Linked DNA regions of Homo sapiens: region 2 is linked to region 1. Evidence: chromatin contacts called from ENCODE Hi-C or POLR2A ChIA-PET data. All regions are on one chromosome and are shown on one strand. Each heading gives the region's core, a stretch centred on a gene start or an enhancer-like site at or near the end of the contact. The rest is flanking DNA. Distances are from core to core; before and after follow the strand shown. Region 1 has its middle 17 kb from the start of PIRAT1. Region 2 has its middle 20 kb from the start of CYP1B1.

The links. A loop is a pair of places that touch in the nucleus more often than their neighbours do. ChIA-PET counts read pairs that join two places held with the same protein, here RNA polymerase II (POLR2A). Pooled maps may share reads with other maps.
Region 2: a pooled map shows a loop between it and region 1 (2.7-fold over the local background). The contact joins two enhancer-like sites. A Hi-C loop is called at or near these places in 1 of 37 single-sample maps with no recorded cell type and 2 of 50 pooled maps. POLR2A ChIA-PET finds 5 or more read pairs at or near these places in 4 of 52 experiments (GM10248, OCI-LY7, T-cell and 1 more).

What each region holds. Positions count from the first base shown.
Region 1 is chr2:37,891,224-37,894,798 of GRCh38, forward strand. No RefSeq gene overlaps it. Among named protein-coding and RNA genes, the nearest start is that of PIRAT1, 17 kb to the left of the region's middle. Within about 2 kb of position 1,693, at least 6 of the 41 ENCODE cell types and tissues checked have a DNase peak (open chromatin) inside an H3K27ac peak, as active enhancers do.
Region 2 is chr2:38,094,852-38,098,426 of GRCh38, forward strand. No RefSeq gene overlaps it. Among named protein-coding and RNA genes, the nearest start is that of CYP1B1, 20 kb to the left of the region's middle. Within about 2 kb of position 1,525, at least 13 of the 41 ENCODE cell types and tissues checked have a DNase peak (open chromatin) inside an H3K27ac peak, as active enhancers do.

The sequences.
Region 1 (3,575 bases), core at 443-2,942:
TGGCTCCGAGGACCTGCATAGTTGAGCTAGATGCCAAAACATGACACCTAGAACCCACTAGCTTGTCTGTTATTTTTGTTGAAGTCCTATGGATCCATAGACCCCTCCTGGCTGCTCCAAACCCTCGTGTGCTTGGTCCCCACCACCCACAGGGATCCCCTTTCTCTGGGTTCGCCTTCCCACCCACACCTGTCATGCACACACACCTTCCCTACATTATCTGGTCTTCATTTCTGCCTAAACAAATATGTATGGTCTAACCAGATCTCTGGTCCTGGTCTCTGCTGGACGATCTTATTCTGTCCTTCGATTCCACAACACCAGGGCTGTTGTGAGACAGATGAACGCTTAAGACCAGGACCCAGTTGGACACACTCAGTACCTACTGCTTTCTCACCCCCATTCTCCTTTCTATTCCATTTCGCTTTCTCTTCCTCGATCTGTCAGGGTTTCTAATCCTGACAATGAGCTTGAAATGGTCAGGTTTACTCAGAGAAAAAAAAACAAAACAGGCAATTGGTATCACTCAAAGAAGAGCCTAGACCAGGTCTCAGGGGCAGATTCCAAGTATGTAGAGTCCCCACTCACTCGCCTTACCTCTGTCCGCAGCTCAGACGCCGTGTGAATCCTAAATTTAGACCCTGCTATAACATGTGGCTACTGACCTCCAGAAAGGCTCCTCCCCAGAAAGTCATAACCCACCCAAGGGAAGGCAGTGCAGTATAATGATTAAAAATATGAATTTGGAATGATAATTTCATTGGAATCTCTGTTTGCTTATATGTTGGGTGGGCTTGGGCCACTTATTTTTACATCTCTAAACCTCAACTCCCTCATCTGTAAAATGGGCTAATGATATTTAACTCACAGATTGTTGTGATTATCAAATGAGACACTGCATTTTTAAAATGCTTATCACATTTCATAACTAGGAAGCACTTAACAGACACCGTCATTATTCGTTATGAAGTCCAGACTTTGTAGGACTCAAAGGACTCTATCTCAGGGGTGGAATCATCTGGAGCCCTGGCACCATCGGTTGCCCAAGGCTCCTTTCTGAACAGCCAGGTCCCTGGGAATTCTCTAGGGAATGAAGTTGGACTTCATTCAAACTTCATTCTTCTTCTTCGAACTCCACCATGATTCTGGCCTAGAGGCTCTGACCTCCCGCCCAGAGATCACACTGCCTCTCCTCAGTCTCATCCTGTCAATCAAGTCGACTACGGGACCTGCTCAGTCAGGAGCGTGCACTCCACTTTCTCTTCTATTCTCCTGCTGGCTTCCTCTCCTCCACCACCCCTTTCCTCTCACTTACTTTCAGCTGCCAAGAATAAGATACTGTTTTACCCACATCTATCTACTGTCACTCAGTCGGGGACTGGGGCTTCCTGAATCAGCACAACTTTTTCTAATTAGGTTTGCCATAGTTGCATGCTTCAAATGTAGTGGTTGAATTCCTCAAAGAAACTCTTCAGGAGGAAGGAAGGGTGTGGCAGATTATGCCACCCCAAAATATGCCACTTTGGCGTGTTAAAAAAAAAAAAAAAACCACTTCAGCAGAATTAAATTTAAGGGAGTTTAATTGAGCAATGAACAATTCACAAATTGGGCAGCCAACTCAGAGAGACTCCAGGAGTGCCTTGTGGTCAGAACAAATTTATAGACAAAAAAAAAGTAAAGTGACATATAGAAATAGGAAGTGAGAAACAGCCTGACTAGCTACAGCTTGGCGTTTGCCTTATTTGAACACAAGTTGAACACTCAGCAGTGTATGAGTGGTTGAAGTATGGCTGCTGGGATTGGCCAAGACTCAGTGACTGTTACAGGTGCATACTCCTAGTTAGGTTTTCAGTCTCGTCTACCAGTTAAGCTAGGTTGCAGTTCATCCACAAGGACTCAAATATAGAAGTACAGAGTCCTTCTCAGGCCATATTTAGTTTGCTTTAACAGACGTAAGGATTATTCTGAGCTGATGATAATTAAGAAGTGGACAGAAGAAAAACTCTGCTCTCCTTTTTTCTTCCAGGAAGGGCAGGACAGTTCTTGGTCCCCTGAGACAACCGTAGATCCTATATCCCACACACTAGACCAGAGGAACAAACTTGACCAACCAGCCCTTACCGTCCATGAGTTTCCCATTTATCTTCCCACAACTTGCTACCCCATGAAGTCCAGAGTGCTTTTCCTTTCTCTTGTTAATTCTCTACAAAAGTATTGGGTTTTTTTGTTAAGATGTTATATAAGCCCAAGTTCTAACAATCCCTTTGAGTTACTCATCTCTAGGTACCTCCATGTGTATGTGTGACACATGCTAATAAACTTCTGTTTGTGTTTCTCTGGTGAAGGTGCTTTTTTGTTAGTCTAATATACAGGGCCTCAGTGGGAGAACCTAAGATGGCTAGAGGGACAAGATTTGCTTTCCTCCCCTATAAAAGCAACCCAGGGGTGGGTAGGAGGAAGAGGCAGGTAGTGCTCTGTTAGGAAGTTCTCTGTGCACAAGTTCAGCATCCCTAGAAGGCCTCTACTCCTACCCTCAGTCCTGCTTTGTTTATTCAATGCTTTCTTCCTCCTGTCCTCCCAAGTCAAGTATCTGCGTAAGGCTACCTCCTACTTGAAGTTAGCAACCCCTGGGCTGCTGACATGGCCCATTCCTACAAATGATGGCATTGATTAGAATTCACACTCAAAGCAAATTTTGCCTGATTTATTGGAGAAGTTTCCTTAAATCCTCCTTCTGTTCTATGTCCTCTAGGCCATTGAGCCTGGAGTGTCATTGAGAGTACTGTGAGCAATCTTGCCTTGCAGTTAACCACTTAATAAACTCTTTATTCATAAGTAGATGTTGGGGGAAAAGGATAACTTCACAGTAATCACATAAGGACTGGATTATGGCCCCAGCTCCACACTCATTGGCTACGTGATCTTTGTAAGTCATTTTCCCCTCCCTGGGTTCCTCATCTGCCAAATGCGAAAGCTGGGCTGGATGGGTAAGAGCCCTCTTCCAGCTCCGATGTTTCAACATCAGGTTCGCCCGCACACTAGAAACTCAGATTTGCACTGCGCTTCTGAGAAGCTCCAGTCCAGTCATTCAGACAGTCTGATTTATCCCTCGATACCACTTCAAGGGTAGGTTCTTGACTTATCTAAAACTCAGATACCAGAGGATGACTTACTTGAGGTTACAAAGTAAATCACTGTCAGAGGCCAAAACAGCAACTCAGCCTTTCCAACCAGCTTTCCTCCATCAAGACAGCCCAAGGAGAAAACAACCCTCAATGCCACCCCCATACTGGATAACTTTGTATCCATGCAAAACTCCTTTTAACTGACATTTTAACTTTCAAAATTGTGTGTATGTAAACATGTAGCCCATCACCATTCAAAACTCTCCTTTAACTGGTACGAAAGAGCATTTGAAAATTGTAATGAAACTGTATCTGTCAGCTTTTTATTTCCATTTAAAAAATGAAAAACAAGACAAAAAAAAAACAACTAGAAACTGCAGTTTAGATACACAGCCCACACACCGAGCAGGCCCCGATGGCACTGATTCAGTGTGGGGTGGTTAGTAATTG
Region 2 (3,575 bases), core at 275-2,774, 200 kb after region 1:
GAGCCAGACTCCGTCTCAAAAAAAAAAAAAAAAGTGTGTTTTTTGTTTGTGTGTGTGTGTGTGTGTGTGTGTGTGTGTGTGTGTGTGAATGTCTCTTCATCCAAGAAAAATCTAAATGGGCTATTGTCTTGGCGTAGGAAGTAGGTGAGGGTGCGGTGGATTTCAGAAAAAATAATGTCCCAGTTACTGATTTTAAGAGAATAGCCCTGAGACAAGTGTGGGCGCATTGAAACACCACTGCAACCCTCTAAACTATTGCAGAGTTGCCACCACCAGGTGTCTGGCTAGAAAGATGTCATCTTCCCAAGACAGCTACCTGCCCAGATGATGTACCTTAGCCCCAGGAAGGAGGAGGAAGAAGAGGCAGACAGAATGATGCCCAAACCCCTGCGGCCCGGAGACGAGGTAGTGCCTGAGTCAGGAAGCTGGGAGAGCCCAGCTCAGTGGAAGAGGCATGTGGATCCTGGTTAGGTGTGAAGCCAGGAGGGCTTCTTAGCCACAGCCTGAAATCGAAGCCCAGGATCGAGCCACAGTCTGAAATTTTTGGATCGCAGCTCTGCCAATTAAACCAATGGTAACAATAATAATGTACTGTCATATATGTAAGAACTGCCATATATGGAGCATTTTGAGCCAGGCAATGTGCCAAGCACTTGACAGAAATCATTTCATTAATCCCACACAGCCAACCCTTTGAGATAACCATTGCCCTCATCCCTTTTTTACAGACAAATAAAGCAAGGCAGGAAGAGTTGGAATTATCAATCAAGGTCACACACACTATGTTGGTTGAGCTGAAATTTGAATTCAGTTCCGCCGGGCTGCAAAAACTCTCTGCTGCTTCCCAGCTGCACCAGCTAGGCAAACTCCTGCCAGAGGAAATCTCACAGTTGGAGTGCAGTAGGCATAGATTTCTCCTACTTAACTGGGGGGAGGCTGTAGTCACAGCGAAGGGAATATTATTGTGTCCCATGGGAAGAAACATGAAGACGGAGTGGACGCTTCATTCCTACTCCAATCAGCCATCTGGAGGGTTCAGGGCTGAACTGTAGTGGGGGCATCACAAAACTTAGGGAGGTGAGGAGCCTCCCTTAGGGAGGTGACAGCCTGAGTACATGGCCCCCAAGCTTTCAGATCCCTTCCTGCACCCCTCCCCACCTAGCTCTGCACTTGGCATTGTTGCTACTAGCCAGGAAGTCTGAGATCTGCGCAAACCCCGCCCTTCCCCGCCGCCCCCGTAAGCACTACCGTCCCTTCAAAGTTCAGACGTGGGGTCCTTTGGAGCCCTGCTCCCTAGAGGGTCGCCTGGCACATGGCCACCTCCACATCCCGCCCCTTCTGAGCTCAGCCTCCCAGAGGTGTGAACTTCTTACAAACACACACTATCACCCAATTCCCTGGAAAAACAAACAGGACAATTGTGTGAAAATTCCATTCTAAGGCATCCTCCCTTCTCTGTAACCAGAGGCTCCAAGGAGTTCAGCATAGCACGAGCTTTTAATTTGCGTGCAGACAAGCACAAAAGGCACAACCGGATATACCTGTTATTTCCCAATGACCTGAGAGCCCGAAGTTTATGTTAAGCCTTGGGTTATGGCACAGCTTGCACGCAAGGCCCTGCAGCTCCTGCAGGCAATTGAGAGGTGGTGGTGTACAGGACAGAGGAACAACTCTGAAGTGACAGCACATAATTTAATTCCCCCTAAGCTTTCCAAGCATGCAGACTGTTCCTTTTTTGTCAGCGTATAACCTAAGTGATTTGTTCTACTCAGGCAAGAAATGTCTAATTTAAACCACATTGCAGCTAAGCCCTTAGTGAAGAAGGAGAACTCCTTGAGGCTTAGCCGTGCGTGGTTAGGCTGGTGGTAGCTGAGGCAAAGCAGACCTCTTTCAGCCCCTGTATTTCTTACTCAGGTCATGACTGGAGATACGTGGGTTGGGGGGCTCTAATCACCACACTCACTCTTCTGTCTCACACTTCATCCCTCGTGAATGGGTTTAGTTTTAGTAAGAATGTTTACAGGAGAGTGTTGGCTACATGTCCCCAACATCCCGGGTTTGAGTCCCATCTGAGCCACCAGGAGTTGGGTGACTTCAGGGAAACCTCTTAAACTCTAACCATTGTTTTTTCTTCTCTGAGAAACAGGACAAATCGGTAGTGGGGGTGCACAGATTGGCACATTTTCGTGGCAAGCGATCTGGCTTAGGAAGCAAGAGATCTGTGCTCCAGCCTAGCTTTGTTCCCAACTAGCAGTGGATTTGCAGCAAGGAACTTTTCTCTGGGCCTCAATTTCCTCATCTGTAAAATAAGCAGGCTGGATGAAATGGTCTTTGAAGTTCCTTCAGCTATAAAATACTATGTATGTCTTAAATCACTTGGAGTTTGACAAAATAATAGTTATAATAATTTTAATTATTATTGTGATTTCTTCCTACAATCCCAAAGATTTCACTAGCCATGCAAATCTTTTAAAATTCTTCTTTAAAAGTACTTTTCTTGGCCTTACTGACATGAAGCAAAGAAGGATTCTAGGCCCCCAGATGGTAGGATTTGGGGTAGACATTCTGTGTCTGTCTCATTCCCCATGGAATTATCAAATTTCCCCCCTAGCCACGCCAGACTGCTAAATGGTCTCTAAGTATAGCCTACATTTCAAGGCTGTTTCCTCAGCCAAAAATGCCCCTTCTCCTTGTCTGCTGTGAAACTCCCTTCCTTTTACCCTCCTCTTTCCATTATGGGACAGTTTTCTCTTCTGGGCTCCCTTGAGCACTTCACACTATTATTCCATTGACTTCATGCTGTTATTTTTGGTTTTGTATTCAATATATCTTTGCTCAACTAGACCCTCAGGAACTCTGTCATCTGTACCACCCAGCCTCTCCTTCCCAGCCTTCCCCAGCACCTGGTACACATTCATGGAAGAATTAACTTTTGAACCCTGTGGATTTCATCACAATAGGATAAGAATGCTGCATGGGTTTAGGATAGACGTTCACAATCTGAGATGAGCAGTGCTAGCCCCAGTCCCCAAAGGAAACCTAGTTAGGGTGGTGATTAGAGACATTTTGAACAATTACTTCAGGAAAGGATCAAATTCATTGAAAAGCTGCTTATCTTAGTGAAAATGTTGTAACTGTGGAAAGACATAAAAGACAAAATGTTCATAACTGTATCCTTGGAAGTGCCTTTCTTTAAAGAATAGGAATCATCTCACCAAAGTATTTGAAGAAGAATGTGTGTGGTTGTTTGCATGTAGCTGCCTATACTTAAGAATGTTACATATTTCATTTCTCCCAGGATCACTCAGCCTAAGAGAAGAATTCGAGGTTACTTTTAGGGAGGAAAGGACACTTACACTGGGAATTCAATCGATGGTAGTTAAGCGTCCTTTTTCTTTAATAATTGGGATAAGTATGACACATACAACTTTACATAGCATGCTCGGGGAGTGAGGAGAGAAGCTAGAGAAGACTGAGATGAGTGAAATGCAGGCTTGATTGAGAAACTAAGCAGAATTTCTACTAACAGTGAGGATTGAGGGAGAAGCGTTCCTGTAATGGAGGGGAAATGAATA